Regions from separate parts of the Mus musculus genome. Here region 2 is linked to region 1. A link is a loop called in an ENCODE intact Hi-C map of the cell type or tissue named here. Cell type or tissue: gastrocnemius. All regions are shown on one strand. Links, peaks and the distances in the headings refer to the core of each region. The heading gives the core; the rest is flanking DNA.

Evidence for each region. Hi-C counts contacts between places; a loop is a spot of excess contacts. Peaks named below come from ENCODE experiments on the same cell type or tissue, not always from the same donor. Only the 100,000 strongest peaks of a DNase experiment are listed, where the experiment ranks them.
Region 2: it touches region 1 in a loop (5-fold over the local background); 3 of 42 quality-filtered maps call a loop at or near these places.

What each region holds. Positions count from the first base shown.
Region 1 is chr14:12,347,722-12,356,283 of GRCm38, forward strand. No RefSeq gene overlaps it. Among named protein-coding and RNA genes, the nearest start is that of Fezf2, 6.1 kb to the left of the region's middle. In gastrocnemius, for the core only: no CTCF peak of the experiment used is centred there; no DNase peak of the experiment used is centred there.
Region 2 is chr14:12,400,897-12,409,458 of GRCm38, forward strand. All of the region lies in intron 29 of Cadps (Ca2+-dependent secretion activator), which reads right to left. Among named protein-coding and RNA genes, the nearest start is that of Fezf2, 59 kb to the left of the region's middle. In gastrocnemius, for the core only: no CTCF peak of the experiment used is centred there; DNase peaks (open chromatin) are centred at 4,503, 5,768 and 6,006.

The DNA.
Region 1 (8,562 bases), core at 307-8,306:
GATAGACTAATAATCTCATCCTGCCAAACTCTGAAACTGTCCTCAAATTCAGCAATTATGAGTCTGTCTCCTTAATATCCACCACCACACACACAAAGCTGAAACTTCCAGGTATCAAAGCTAGAGTCCTGCCCAACTGGAGAAGAATATTTTCACACCGCCCATTCAATTTAAGACATTCCCACGGGGGATGTAAGTCCACACCCAATGTCCCCCATCTCTATGTAAATGACAAACTTATAGATGACCCTTCTCTCCCACCAAATCTGAAGCAAACCACTCACCCAGCACTGACTGAGATAATATCAGTTCACCTGCATCCTCAAAACCTGAATTTCTATCCCGACTTTCCTGTGGAATCCTGCTTGCCACCAGCCTTGCACCCCAGCCCTTTCCCCACATTGGGCAATTATGGATCTCCGCGGCACCTGAAAGACATGCTGGTTTGAACACTCCATCAGGCTGATAGGCTTCCAAGGACTTTCTAAGAGCCTGCTTTACCATCCCTTCTGCTTTCTGTTAATCTCTCTCTCTCTCTCTCTCTCTCTCTCTCTCTCTCTCTCTCTCTCTCTCTCTCCCATCACAAAGCAGAACTACCTCCACAGAAAGAAAACATTTGGGTAAAAACAAGTTGCCCCTAATGTGCCTTTCTTTCCAAATGTTGGGTGAATACACTGGCTTTCATGAAAGTATTTAATTAGCTTCCACAAACTTCTTCCCTTGCCTGCAGATTATATTGAAGTGGAGGGTTGGAAACTATTTTACACCTTGCCACTCACATGTTAATTAATCTCTATCTAACCCTAATTGCAGTTTATTCAAGCGCCGCTCAACAGCTCACCCACACAATAAACACTGATCCTACTTTTATACATATTACTTCACGTTAACACATTGAGTAATTAGCTCCAGTACCAACTAATAGTGCAAACAAATATTTTCTGTAAACGAGATGATTTCAGGCAGGATAATAGAAGGCTGGGGAAAGTCATGCGTGCTGGAAGGTGTGCTGAGGTCCCCATTCCTTGCCCCCTCCTCCAAATTTATTTTCCCAGGACACACCGATTTTTAAAAGGCCAATTTCCTTTTAGGAAGGCTGAGACAACTATAGAAATTCAACTTTCAGAATTTTAGAGATTTGGTGGAGAGAGGTCTGTGAGATTAGGGGTGACCTTTTTAACCTACAGGTTTTCAGTGTAGGGAGGGTTCCCAAATAACTCCACAAGTGGTCTACTGGAGATATAAGCTGATCTCTCAAAGCATGTTGTTGTGTGCCAGAAAAAAAAAAAACAGTTTTGGGAAACTTCTTACTTTAAAAACCTTTCCTCTAAAACAGTTTCTCAGGAAGGGGTGACTTTCTGGGTTTTCAAATCCCAACAGGCCACAGGCTGCACTGCCAATCCAGGATGGACTGGTGCTAAGAGAGCAAGAGACTGAGAGATGGGCAGCAGACACCTGCCCAAGAGAAGCCTACAAGGAGACATCACTCTCATAGTCCCAGGGACAGAATTCACGGTGGTGGTGGTGGTGTGTGTGGGGCAATCAAGAGACCCACTGTCTATCAAGCACAGCCTTTTGATCAACAGGGTCTTGCCCAGTGGTAGGCCTCAGCTCCAGGTTGGTGCAAAAACAAGACTCTTGCTTCTTTGCCATCTGGTCTTGGCTTCGGACTACTAAGCAAACCAAGTGAAGCCTGAAGTGCCTCTGGATCCCAACACTTCCTGTTTTTCACAACCCAGTCCCGTAGCCCAGCATCTCTCTTGCTCTGTGGGCCCTGTCCTAGCCTGGACCTGTGTAATCTCAGGCCATGTGATACCACACCAGGGCCGAACTATGCAATGCGCACACCACTGAGTGGAGATGTGTGCCCAACTCCAAAGACCGAACACAGTGCTCTAATTGAAATCGCAGGCTTAAGCACAGCTGGCGGCTGCCTATTGATTTTACAGGAGCTTCTTTTGTAGGAAGCATATTAAATATGAGTGGCCACATCGGGGTTTTGCTTGTCTCTCTGCCCCTTCCCTCTGGCCATTATATGGTCACTAACTTGAACCACTGTAATAATGACTTCTGTGTAAGAAAAAAAAATCAGTTCCAGAAATCGCCCACACTTTAAGACAAATTACTTAGCAGATGCCTTCCCGGAATGCAGACAACCTCAGAGGAAAATCCCTTTCTTGTATAGAAGCTCACACGTTCGCACCGCTTCTGGCACCCGGAAAGAAAAGCAGGCATTTTGACTCCCAACTCCGAAAAGGTGCTGCAGTTCTAGCCTAGGTGACTGGTGTCAATTGGTTTTAATTTTTAAAATTATTGTTAATATTATTGCCTACAATGACTGCAAAACATAATAGATCATCATAAGCTATCTCACTCGGGGCAGCACACTGTGTGTGTGTGGGGGGGGGGGCGTCTTAGTTTGGGGAAACGCTGAGCAAATTTGGTGCAGTCACTGTTCCCCTCCCAGATTTATTTAGGGGTGGTTGGGGGAGCAAACCCAAACCTTAAAAATCTTTCAGCGTTTCTCTCCCTATTTCCTCACTCCTCTCTCTTCCCTTCATTCCCTTCCATTTAAAATATGATTTACGTAGGAACCACCTTTAGCCGCTGCTTAAAATTCATTAACTTTTGAAGAGAAATTGATCTGCTATCCTCCTTTCCACCCCAGGAAACATCCTACTGAAAACATTTGAACAGCCTTGCCGGTGCGCGAGGCTGTTCAAGACACAGGGGCCTCCGCTTTTGGTGAGCGTTATTTTCTGTGTGGAGAGACAAAGAGCCTCAGATACCCTGGCCCAACAAGGCAGGGCGCGTGTGCCTGGAGAGCTGTCCGGTTCCAGGTATCGCACAGTCCCAGGCCTAGACTACCAAGATAGATGGGCTGGTTGCGGTCTTTATCTGCTCGCAACCTTTGGGTGCTACGGTGCTGAGCTTGAATAGCACAAAGCCTGGCCCTCTGCACCAAGCAGATGTTTAGCAGCATTCCTAGCTTTCAAGGACTGGCAAATTTCAATGTACCAACAGACAGTTTCACCTTTAGACCAGGAGTCTCCAGGCCTTCAGCCTGAGGCAGATAGTGGGGGTGGGGCGGTGATACAAACCTATATGTGGATTTCCAGGATTCTTCTAACAACTGGGTGATCACAGCGGAGGACACTCTCTTTTCTTCAGAAATCTGAGCAGTGTAGACACTCCTAGGACAGAGGGAATCTCCCCAGAGTGCAGATCTGTAGTCTCTACCCTTGCAGGGTTGATGCACTCTCTTCTCTGCCCTAAATGCATATATAATCACAAACATATATATGCATATCGTATATATGCATATGCATGCATATCGTGTATATGCATGTGTGTGTATATTCTATCGACATTCTAGAAATGGCATTTGATTAGGAATCTAATCCAATACTTGGCACAGCATTTTGTAAGCGGACATGCCATTTTTCCGGGTGACGTGAAGGAGCGTTCCTTTACACCTGAGTTTTCTTAAGACTCAATTTTGGTATGCAATCTGAAAGAAGTTATTTATAAACAGCAACTATAATGTATTTTAAATGCAATATATATGTGCACAAACACATGAAATAAAAAGGCGCTTTGGTGAGTGATGGGCCTAGTGTAGACAGAAGATGTGGATTTGCACCCTGGGAAGATGGCTTAGGATCCTCCCAGTTATTTAACTTGGCAGCTGGTTAAACTCCTTGGTGAAGCCTGCCCAAAAGTATTAGCGTTAAGAACTAAGAGCAGGAGTTAAGCAACTTAAGAGAGCAAAGGGTAAGAGGAAGGGACTTCAGAGTCCCCCAAAGTTCTGTGGTGAACAGAACTGGATAGTGCGTTTCTTAAGGCCCTGAACTGTTGTATTTTCAGCTAGTGTATACCTGGCTACATTGTGTGTGTGTGTGTGTGTGTGTGTGTGTGTGTGTGTGTGTGTGTGTGTGTGTGTGAGAGAGAGAGAGAGAGAGAGAGAGAGAGAGAGAGAGAGAGAGAGAGCCTTTAACAAGAACTCCCTGTGTGCACATTCAAAAAGAAAAGTTCTTTTCGGTCTTTACCTTACCTAGAGGAAACTCAGCCTTTCACTCTGCTGGGAATTTGTGGTCTGGCTTAAGCAGACAGAAATTGGAAATTCCAGAAATGATGAATAGAGCTGCTCCCAGACTGAACCCATTTCTTCCTCCATCAGTGTCCCTGCTACATAGGGTGTGACTACTGGATAACAATGAGCAGATGGACTATTGTACTTAGCCAGATGTAGTACTAAGTGAAGCACCTATGCCATTCAGTTCTCAGAGCATCCGAAGTCAAAACCTTTAATCCTTATCCACCATAAAGATACCAAGGTTGAGATTCCTGGAGGATATGCAACACACACCAATTCACAGAGCTGGTTAAGAGGTTCTTTGCAGAGCTTGGACTCATAAATATCATGCAAAAACAAAACAAAACAAGATAAAACCACCACAACAAAACCAAAGCTAAGCAAATTGGTGCTGCTGGTGGAGTATTACTAGGGATAAACACTGGGGAAGTGTTTGTCAGGGTCTATTAAGGGTGGGTGTTTGTATTAAGTGTGGTCCATCAGTTGCATGCCTACTATGCACCCAACAGAAATGTGTATCTGAAGTCGCTAGGAGGCATGTACTACAAAGGTCCACAGCAGCATAATTGTTTGAAGCCCTAAACTGGCAACTGTGTGACTAACCACTACCAGAGGAACCAGGAGTTTAGTGGTGGCTTATTCACAACATGAAATTGTATACATCTTTGAGAATGACTGGCTACTGAAATATATAATAGCATGGATACAATGTTATGCAAAAGATGTTGGATCTAAACACAAAATATTTTGAAGGAAGCAAAATATGAAGAGAGTTCTTGAGCAAAGTGTTTGCAGGTTTATTCATGTTTATCAAGTAGTGTATTCTGCACTTTCTACTTCTCTCCATATATTTTATACTTAGATATATCTGTTAGATCCACGTATTAGATCCACGTGCTTATCATATTCTTGTGTCTGTTAATAAGTAAATAATCACCATGAATTTGTCTGATTGCTCGCAGCCCCCAATTTCCAAAAGAACACTGTTCCCTTCCTGCCTCTTGACTAATATTTCTTTAATTTCTTCCTCTGGATCAGTTAACTGAACCTTAGGTAAACTCATACAAATGAGTGATATTAAATTTCTACCATGGTTGTCTTTACAGTTGGGTGTTTGACCCATTATTAAGGGAACTACCTGGGTGATCAAGGATGCTAAATCGGGGGATCCACTTAAAGTGTTTCTCCCTTGCTCCTTGCTTCAGCAAAAGATGGCAGCCATGGACTTGAGCTCCCCCTTGCTCAGGGCTTCAGGTGTCAGCTTAGGCTAGGGACTACCTCTGACTTTCCAAAGACTCCGGAAGTTTGCCTTCTGAGGTAGAGGAGCTGGGTGAGTGCAAAAGAACACTGAATAGGGACTTTGTAGGAGCCAACATTAATAGAAAACCTTGACAAATCATTACAGCCCAACTCACTGGAGTTTGGCCCTACACAAGGCCAGAGAAAAGACAGACAGAATCTTGACTTTCTGGCAAGTGACCCAGTTAGCAGAATGAGCAGTTTTGCTCTCGGAAAGGGTGGGGAAGTTTATTTTAGGAAGGAAAAAAAAAAGCTTTGGAAAACAGAAACCAAACAAAGTACTCGATGAACAACCCACTCCTGTAGAGATTTATGGTGGATTCTGTCAGGTGTATGAGCTGCAAGTCTGATGTCATTTCAAAATTGGTATCAGTACTCACCCCCTATAGCACCCAGATGGGGACAAGGAGGCTGTAGTAAGTATAATATTCTCTTCTCCAGAGAAATTCAAAGGCAATAGAATTTATTTATTAGGTAGCCACGCACACTTGTCGGGGAACATTCCACCCTAGAAACACAGGAGTATCACAGGAATGATGCTCACTCACCAAGAGGACATGATCTTCTCCCTTCATAATGGTCTCTGTCATCCAAACAGCTAGCTTTTGTGCCTGAGGAATGAATGATAGGTGTGGCTAGATTGATACAAGACTCTGAAAGGGTGAAGTTGGCCAGGACAGGGCAACTAAAAATTCCCTAGCTGTGAAGAAAAATCATCTAAGAAATGTTTCCATTGAAAGTTACAGGCTTAGAGCTGACATAATCAAAAGCATTTTTTTCAGGCATTTTTTCTACGGAGAGGTAGATTCACCTTTCCTCAGCCCACTGCCTGGCTCTTTTTCTAGAGAAGAAGCCATGTTTTGGTTGGACTTGTGTTTCCTTGGACTAAATGAGAATTTGCACAGAAACCACCATAATAAGTGCTTGTGGTTTTATTATTTATTTATGTATGATTAATTAATTTACATCCCAAATGTTCCCCCACTCCTGGTCCCACCTCAGAGATCCCCCCCCCATCTCCCCTTCTCTTTGCCTCTGAAAGATTACCCCTCCCCTCATCAAGTCTCTACAGGATTAGGACATCCTCTTCCACTAAGGCTAGACAAGGCAGTCCTCTGTTATGCATGTGTGGGGGCAGGGCGGAAGGGGAGGCCTTAGACAAACCCGTGTTTGCTCTTTGGTTGGTGGCTTAGTCTCTGGGAGCTCCCAGAGGGTCCGGGTTAGTTGACACTGTCAGTCTTCTTTTTTGTTTGTTTGTTTTTTGAGAGAGGGTTTCTCTGTGTAGCCCTGGCGGTCCTGGAACTCACAGGCTGGCCTCGAACTCAGAAATCCGCCTGCCTCTGACTCCCGAGTGCTGGGGTTAAAGGCCTGCGCCACCACGCCTGGCGACACTGTCTGTCTTCCTATGGGGTTGCTATACGTCCTTCTGTCCTTCCCATATCTCTTCCATAGGGATCTCCGCCTCAGTCCAGTGCTTGGCTATGAGTATCTGCATCTGTCTCAGTCAGCTGCTGGGTAAAACCTCTCAGGACAGCCATGCTAGGCTCCTGGCTGCAATGTTTGTGTTTTTGTGATCAAGATGACTTGTTTCTCTGATTAAAAATTAATTGGTGATGTTTTTGGAAAAGTAGAGAGAAGAGAATTGAAACTGCACGTATTTTTACTACTCCAAAGTCTCTGAAAGTTCTTTGGTGTCTGTTCTTTCTATGCCTTTAAAAGATTGGCATCAGATGATATGTGCTTTTTCGTTTGACACAGCATGAACATTTTTCTATGTTTTAAATATGCTAATAAGACATTTTTAATGTCTCTAGAAGTTTACTATATGTCTTCTACATGAGTTAAATAGTCCTTTGCTTTTGGATATTTAGGTTATTTATAATTTTTTTTTCTGCAATAGTTCCATCAGGAACATTCTCACACACGAGTTCTATGCATATCTAATTCCTGTAGGATAAATTCCCAGAAGTAGAATTACTATGGTGAGCGATATCTATATTTTAAAAGCCTCAGATACCAACTGACAAGATGCCCTTCATTAAAGGGGTTACATATTTATCCGTGTTCCAACCATCAGGACATGACGATCCTTTCTTACAGAACCTTTATAAACACTCAGCACAATCATTTAAAACATCCTACCAATGTGATAGAAACCAAGCAGCATCGCATCTCATTGCTATTTCTTCCCGTGAGTTCTTGCCCAGGGACGGCTTGGTTGCCAAACCATGAAGATCTTGAAATGATGGTGCAGACCAGGGTGACAGAATAGAGGAAAACATATGGGAAAGGGTGTCCCAGAGAAAGCACAGTTCAGAACAAAGAGGAGACCACAGAGACATTTTATTTTTGACATCCACAAGATTCCAGGTTGCTATATATTTCAAACAGTTCTGGTGACGTGTCTCTAGTCCCTCGCTCACTAGAAATGGGCTGCTGAGTACTCTCCTCCATCCAGACCTTTGGTCCTAGGTCTTGCATGTATGTGCTGATATGTGTCTGAGTGGAGCCTGGTGAACAGGAGTCTCAGGCTGCTGAAGTCAAGATGGGCTGTGCTTCTTCCGGAGGGCGCCCAGCGATATTCCAGTTCAGCCAGACATTTACCAAATGCATTCTGGCTGGCCTGGAGGGGTGCAGTGGTAAGAAAAGCTGGGCTGGTTCAAGCCTCACACCATGGCTGAAAGGAGAACCAGAAAGAACAGGATTGAGAATCGACTCCTGCCCCTACTGCACAGATAGACGAAAGGGTACAAAGAGGAGCTTTCCTACAAGAGCTTGATGTCTTCCTGAATCTGAACTCCTCTCTAGCCAGAGACTGATGTGCTTTAGTGATATGCTTTCAGAATTCTGCCCAATCTCTCCTGCTAGTTACAAAAAAACAGCCAAACTGTATCAACATTCACCAAACAGTAGACAGTAATATAAAGAAGCCACAGTGTCATCCCAACCTAGTCAGAGCCACTCAGGCAATTCCGACTCATCCACACCCACTTTTGGCTCTCTCTTATTCTAACACAAGTTCCACACATGCTACTGTATTAACCAAATGCAGTTTAAGGACTCTTACTTAAAGTATTAGCAGTACTTTCTTTTTCAGACTTTTATTCACTTTACATCCAGCTCACTGCCCCCCAACAGTAATTCTTTAATACCATCAGTGTTCAGTT
Region 2 (8,562 bases), core at 414-8,413, 53 kb after region 1:
TAAGTCCCTCAAGTGGAGTGTTTCTTGTAGCACAGCACGGACAGTTGAAATAACTTCTGGTGGACAATGGGCTTGGTGAGTAAGGATTCTGATGAGAAATCAGCTCATCATTGTTGTCATCACCAAAGCATCCTCGTAAACTCATGTGAGATCGTGGGGATGCAGAGGGAAGGTTGACCTTCCTCTAAGAGGTTATCCTGTATGACCTCTTTCCTTCCAGATCAGTGGCTCACAAACAGTAGTGATTTATTTTGCCCTGCCGGTGGAAATGTAGTCCTACCTGGAGACATTTGTTTTCACAGTTTGGGGGATGGCGATTGCTGCTAGCATCTCAAGCAGAAATCACCAATGTGACTTCATCCTTTAAAATATAGAATAGTTCCCACAACAAAGAATTACATAGCTCAAAATGTCAATATGATCAAGTATGAGAAACTTCATTCTAAATAATGTCTTAGAAACTGAAGAATGTAACCTGTTCAAGTGAAATTTTGTTATCATCAATATTTTTGAAAGGTGGAATGGAACATATCAGAGCCAATACATGCAATAATGGTAAATATTGGTTTAAAAGCTGTGTGTACGTGTGTATGTATGTGAGTATGTATGTATGCGTGTGTGTGCATTTGTACATACATATGTGTATGTGTGTATGTGCATGTGAGTATGTGTATTGTGTGTGAGTGTGTCCTAATGGTGCTTAAACTGAACTGCAGTTACGTTGGTTTTTTTTTTTAAGATCTATTTATTTGTGTATGTGAGTACACTGTAGCTGTCTTCACTCATAGCAGAAGACGGTATTGGATCCCATTACAGATGGTTGTGAGCCACCATGTAGTTGCTGGGAATTGAACTCAGGACCTCTGGAAGAGCAGTCAGTGCTTTTAACCTCTGAGACATCTCTCTAGCCCCCATTTGTTCTTTTTTAAAAATTATTTCTTAATGTGTATGTAAGATTCATGCATGCTAGTTGAGTATTCTATCACTGATATTAGTTTTACTTCTTCCAAGTAAGTTTGGAAATCACTGGGTTTGCTTAGTATCTTTTGAACTTTGGTTTATATTTGAAATGCCAGAGGATCCTGGTTGAGTGCAGCTAAGTCTAAGGCTAATACCATGCAGCTTCTACAATATCTCATTGATGATATGCTGGGGACCACTGACTATAGTCGGAGTGCCAGGAACTTGGAGATAATATTTTATAACCTATCATTAAGGACAAAATTAGAGAGTGGTATGGTGGTTCATATCTGTGGCAGAGACAGAAGAATTGCTGCAACTTAGAGGCCAGCCTGGTCTATGTAAGTTTCTGCTAGGGTAACACCAAACAACCCGCCCCACCCCAAAACCCCAAAGAATAACAAAATGCAGCAAGCTTTGAGTAAAAACTCTGGCTTAGGGCCTAGTAGTTGAAACCTTGAAAAAGTAGCCTTAGCCTTTATGGAGCAGAGACAGAAATAGTTTACTGGTTAATCAATGAGAAATATTAACAGTATATCTTATCTACTCTAACAGAATGTGATGATATTTGTTCCACAGAATGTACCTTGGATATTCCATGTGTTTGTGTGTGCATGTGTATGAACATGTGTGTGTGTGTGTGTGTGTGTGTGTGTGTGTGTGTATGTACATGCACAGTTGTGCATGAGTAACATGCTTAGGAATGTAACTTCCAGCTTCCATGGCACTAGTCTGCCATAAGAAAATTAGAGAAACCTTTTCTAAGACTCAAAAGTATTGTGCAGGTCAGGTTAACACGGATACTGTGACCCTAATGTAACAGAGAAATCATTCTAACTTCTTAGGATGATTAATAGAACATTCTCCTCTGGAAAAGAAAACAAATTAACTGTCTTTACCAAATGTCTCCTGGAATAGAGAAAGCTGTTCTCATAAAGACAATCAGTTAAACCCTTGGTAGCACACGGGCTCCAGAGAAAAAGAAAGGTTGGTTTTATAGAAGATTTATTTGCCCTAGAGTAAGCAAGATTTATTTAAATGGATGGATAGCCTTGGAAGGAAGTAGCTGGACCTAGAAAACCTATTTCAAGATATGTTACTGCAGTGTAAATCTGTCAGTGTGCTAGCAAGGAAAAAAAAAACCACTCAATTCCCCTTGAAGAGAGATCTCCCATTTTATATAATTAATCTGAATCTAGAAATGGTCTCCTATCTTTTCTTTGTCCAAGCCTGCTTAAACCTCAAGCCACCCAGCACAGAGAAAAGAATGCCCATGTCCAGGTGGGATAGAAATGTGCCTGTGAGGCTGGGCTGTAGGTAGTGGTAAAGTACTTGCCTCACACATACAAGGCTCTGGGCACCATCCCCAGAACAAAAAATAAATAACTTTCTATAGCTAAGATTCCAATTTCAAAGGAATTAATAACTATTATTTTATGTTATTGTCTATTGTGGAGGTCCCAGAGTAAGAGGTGACTTATATTTGCATAGCAATTAATTGCAACAGGAAACTAGAGGCATCAAAACATCCTCCAATCTTCTCCTTTCACCCCCATCTTAGTAAAGCTTACTTCTATCATCTTAAAAAAAAAATCTACCAGCAGAAGCTTATTCCATTGGCTAAAGACCTGGCCCAGACTACACACATGGCAAGAAGGGAAGTGAATACAACCAAATCTGTGCAAAGCACAAGTCCATAACGGGAGGTAAGCTCCAAGCCACTGAGTCTTTGGGTGGCTGGGAGGGTAGATAATTTGAAGATGAGCTGGATTGGTTTATAATTTAAATATGTGTAGTTAGTATTCTTTTTAAGCAATTATAACTCATTTCCTTTAAAGATAGAATGCATATGTCACGTTCTGTTTTTTGTATAGCACATATTACATGCATAGTCACACATTTACCTGTTGTATGTCTCTGTGTAACAGGAAAAATTAATTCCTAAGGAGAGAGGCATGTATAAAAACTCTCTTCTCATTCCTTCTCCTCTGCCTACTCCTGTATCCTTTCTGTCTCTTCTAAGTCCTGTCTCAGATCAAAATTTTAATACCAGAATTTATTTTGGGGCTCAAAGCCCCAAGTAGTGAAAGAATCAACTGTGTACCCTTCCTTGACTGGGCGGTTAGTCGACTTTCCAGTTTGTACATATATAGTCCCCTAGAGATGGAAGCGATAAGGTTACAGTTCAATTTAAATATGATCTGAAAGTATAAAAAAGTACAGCATCAGACTGACACAGACACTTCATTTTAGGTTGATAACATCAGCAACAACCTGAGAATTAACTCAGAAGTCTTCCTAATGGTATATATGTGCACATGTATGTCAAATTTGCCAAGCCCATGCTTCAGTCAAGCAGTCACAATAACTTAAGAAATACCGGAACACAGGGCAGGAAGGGGACTCACATGCTTGCTATTATGCAAGTGAGCTCAACCCCAGAAGCCACATGAAAAGGCTACGTATGCTGTTACTGATTTGTGTGATTCCAATAGTGGGGAGGGAAAAGGGGTGAGGATAACGGAGGCTCAAGGCTCACTGGCTAACAGTCTGGCTGAGCTGGAGAGCTGCAGGGTCAGCAGAGACCACATCTTAAAGAGTAAGAGGTGAGCCATTGTGGAAGATATCAAATACTGACCCGTGGTCTCTACACATGTGCACATACACATGCTGATCCCCTCCGCACAGATTCATTCATCCAGGCCAGGTGTAAGTATGTGTCCCATAAAACAGCCCTGTTCTCCTTACCTGGCTGACTTGGAAGGTGGCCTTTGCAGTTCTCTTTCAGTTTGCCTACCCTGCACCCCCACTTTGAAAACTAGCTTCAGAGATTCTCCTTATATGCAGAGAACAGCTTTTAAAAAAACCTGGTTTCTGCTAAGTTACTAATTATGCTTAAAAGAACTACTTGGTTGAATTCAGCTTGATTTTTTTCTTCTCAACAAATGAGTTCTATGTTTAGATGGTAATAAACCCCTCGAGTCTGCAAAGCAATTGGCACGGTGGTCCCTCTACCAAGTCAGGAGCGTGGAAAGAGGGCCAGTGCTAGCTGAGAGGAAATGTATGTGACATCACACCCTTGCCCACACATGTTGCTTGGCATGGGACCCTGGTTCTCACAAACTTCTTACAAAGAGTATTAGGGGACAAGTGGGAAGGTCTGAATACAGACAGCATATTAGGTGAACACTTATTGGCATGGAACTCAGAGACTGTCAACTGAAACAGCAATTCTTGCTTACTTCTTTTGGAAAAACACACACAATGAATCTAATTAGGAAAAAATTAAAAGAATAAATATCCAGTTCACCATTCTTGGGTTTTGGGAACATGACATCTCAATGTTCTTAGTTTTGCTTGGCTGTGTTTCCAAAATGTTTACAGTATACACATCGTGTATTCTAACAATTAGTTCTAACAATTAGGAGTTATCTATTACCCCTCTTTCTCAGGTCCCTGTTAAAACAACCTTCCTGGAGGCCGAGTTCTGTTTTTCTAATTGGCCACAGGTTTGTCAGGGCTTGATGCCAGCTCATTTCTGAATCACCTGAGTGAACAAGATTTGCCAGATGGTGCTCCCGACACAATGATAAAGTTTGCTCCAGGTTGGGGATGCAACTCAGCGGTAGGGCACTTGCCCAATGCGTACAAGGCTCTAGTTCAAAGGCTGGCATCCACCAGAAGTTGAATTTTAAACTATTACAAGTCTGTTTGTTTACCCAGGGGTGGGGGTGGGGGCAAAGGGTGGAGTTTGGGGTGGGAATAGGGGTTGAGGGTAAGGGGACCTGACAGACTAGGCTGAGCTTAGAGAAGCAACTAGAGGCTTCTATTCCATTCTGGCTTAATTCTAACTATCATTCTTAACACTGCTCTGGCTGCTTCTGAAATATGTTTTAGCAAAAGTAAGAGAAAACCAGGCTACCAAACAAGGAGGAATATAAGCAAGCTTGAGGTTACCACCTTAAGCACCAGAGAGGTGCTCACAGTCCTCAGAACAGGTATGGAGTTTCATTTAGCAAGACAAACCAGTCTTGAAAGGGCTTTCGTTCCAGTGTTAAGATGAGAATAAGGAGGGAGGTAGCTAACACTTACCGGATGAGTCCTTAGTTGCCGATGCTGCGCCTGGCGGTGACATCTCACTCTCCTAACAACGAAATGCCCGAAATGCCCCGAGGAAGGTCCTCTTATTATCATCCCTGTTACCTAGATGAATCAGCCAAGGCTCCAAGAGATTAAAAACCTCTAATGTCATGCAGATCTGATCTGATGGTCTAGGAGCAGTGCCTGTCATCATCACATTGGAAGTCCAGATACTGGGTATTCAAGGCGGCTACTGCTAAAGCAGAGAGAACTCAGGCTCCCAGGGTTTAGGATGGCACACTCTGTCCTGGAGACCTGCTCACCTTTCCCTGCTGCCTGCTTTCAGAGCAGCTCCCTCACCTGGAAGTTGGTGGCCTACCTTACAGATTTAGTAACACAACGTTCTCCTTGGATCCCATCTTCAGTCCTTACTTCCTGCAGCGGCGTGGTTCCTATTTTGATTGACATACATTCACGCACCAGGCCCTTATAATTTAATACGGCTATTAAAACAAGGTCATCAGTAGATTCGTATATAAAGCCAGGAAGCATATTTTAATAGGCAGAGGGTTCATGTTTCAAATTACCGTTTTAGAGGAAAATATTCACACCCAATTATTGTGCTGCCACGTAAAGTGAACAAATACTCGATTTGAAAATGGAACAGCAAATGGGAATCTGTGCAAGGCGGAGAATGCCAGGCGGCAGAGCCCCTGAATCTGTCCACACTGCCTGATTAAGCTCGCACAAGGCTGTGTGATAAGGGGCCTTTTCCTGATCTGATAACTGCCAGGGAGAAGCCAAATGCAGAGTCTATCTGTAAATGCTTAATCCTCCAGAAGGCAGATTAAGTGTATAATTGACCTAGATAATCCATGTATCATCTCTAGTCAAATGTTCCTGGGTCTGGTTCACAGTGACACGGGGCCGGCAGGAGAAAGCTGGAGCGGATGCGGCATTACCAGCAGCGTGGACTCCGGCCAAGTTTGAGATGGCTTTTTAATCATTCATCTTTGAGCCTGCGAGGTTTAAGCAGATGAATTCACCCTAAGCACATCTCTTTTAATCCCGATTTTCTTCTCAGTCTGTATCTTCAAGAAGTACAAGGAGGAAAGAAAATAAATTAATTTTTGCTTAGACCTTGAAATCTTAGGTGCTTCTCTTGATCTGATGTCTAATTTCAGAAAGCACCTTTCTTTCTTTCTCTCTCTCTCCCTTCCTTCCTTCTCTTCCTTCCTTCTCTCTCTTTCTTTCTTCCTTTCTTTCTTCCTTTCTCCCTTTCTTCCTTTCTCTCTCTCTCTCTCTCTCTCTCTCTCTCTCTCTCTCTCTCGCCTTTGTTTTGTTTTGTTTTGTTTTGTTTTGAGGGAGATGCTGAACTAATCACCAAAGGCGGAGGAAAGGCAAGCTATTACTCCAGCCTGAGCATCCTCCCTTAGCTGCTACTTTCAGAACACAAAGCTTATTGTGATCTCTGCTTTTTATTTTCTTTATAAAGCATCGATAATTGACAAGGAGGCAAAGCTTCCTCTCGAATCTTAGACTAATGCAATTTTCCTCTAAAAATTTAGCTCCTCTGAAATGATTTTAATCCACTGCTACACTTATTATGATATTCACTTCATTTAAATGTCTGAATATTTTGTGTCTAAATATTAAAATCTTATTTTTCAGCAAGTGAAAACAGTATAATTGTGCTTCATTCTTTTTCCCTGAAAAATAAAAAAAGCAGATAAGAATGTTTGTTTGGCATCTAAAAGTACCATGGGGAATGGTCCTGGGATTCGTCTTCATCAGACTATTATTTTAAATTGATGAAGTCAGTCTTAAAGATATATTATTGAATATATAATGTTGGTACTTTATAGAAAGAATATATAAAGCAACTATGTTACTAAACAGGGAAACTTTCACTGGAAAAAAAATCTGTTTAGGCAGTACTATATCTAAATGCATTTCTCCAAAATCCTACAGAATGCTTGATTTTTTAAAATGGTAGAGATTAATGTGGAAAGTCTGCTCTTAAGTTATATAATAAAGTAAATACACAATTCAGAGCATCACACACAGAGCCCGCACTGCTGCTCTGACAATCTCCCACAAACCCCCGCTCCCAGCCAAAATACAGCGATGAAGCAGAGGAGAAAAAAAGAACAAGCCCAGCTCAGAAATCACCGGCAAGCAACCTTGTTACAACATCAAACAAGCCAATACATGACCAGCTAGAATTCCAAATTTTTCTCACAAACATATATCAAAAGCCATCCAGCCTTCCTGCAAGGGTGCACAAAGTAATAGGGAGGGTGGAAAAAGATACCAAAGAACAAGATCTCAGGGGATTTATCAGGTAAACAAAGCTAAGACTGGAAACACGGAAACACACAACAAGGAGTCTCAGAACATGCTTCTCAAGTGACAGATGCCAGCAGGAAGAGAACCGGAGAGACACGGCAGTCAGAACCAACAACCCCCAAACCGCAAACAATCTCAGAGATCTATATTTTTTCATCATTCAAAATGCTAATTTGCTATTATTCATTTCTGCCATTTATCAAAATGCAACAATTTGGAAGAGAAATATCTCAGATCAACAAGTATTTCTCAATAGTTTTCTGCCAATTGTTTAGGAAGCCATCCCAGGACCCTATCATTAGAGAGCGGGGTAGAGAGCGTTAGTTCACTGTAATAAGAACTGTGGACTGGCAGCTTTCATGAGACCCCTTTTGCTTCGATATTCCCGTTACCAGTTCATCTCACTGGACACAAGAGTTTAACAGAGCATGTATGCAAAGGAGTAAACACCATGCTTGAGGAAACAGAAGCCGAAAATAATCAAACATGTTGGTAATCTGATGATTTGCCGCTAGATTATAGAAAAACAGTAAGTACTGAATTAAATTACCGAAGCTGCATGGTAATGAAGCTTTGGAGAAGCTCTGGGTTTTTAAATGACAAATGTTTTAAATCCATGACAGATTCAATAACTTTTTTTTTTTTTTTTTGTATCACAGTTAGGTTGCTTAGCACCGATAGAATCCGTAAATTAGGGGACCTGGTTATTTGGAGAATAAGGAAGTAAATGGCCAAGAAATTCAAGTCTGAATAAGCTTTTAAAAGAGTGATTTTTTTTTCTCTATATAAGGTTAGGGTGAAATGCATAGAAGAGTTATCATGGTTAGAGTGGCAAAATCATCCACTCAGAGGAGGAGAGTAAAGATTGTATTGGGAAAAGAAAATTGGGGCAATCTGAAATTAAACTCTGTATGTGTAATGTGTGCGTGTGTGTGGTTTCTCAGAGATTTACTGCTGCCATAGATGCTGGCTCAGTGGACTATTACTACTTGTGAATTTTTGAAAACCACTACCTCCCCACCACAAACACCCCAAAACAGAACTTGCTTCTGCAAAGTATATTAGGAATATTTCTTTTAATTATCGGTTCACACTAAAGCCCAGAGGGCTGGAATGTGCTTGTGTTCTCCTAGTTAGGAAGTCCATTTTCCCCATCTGTGCCAGATAAGGCTC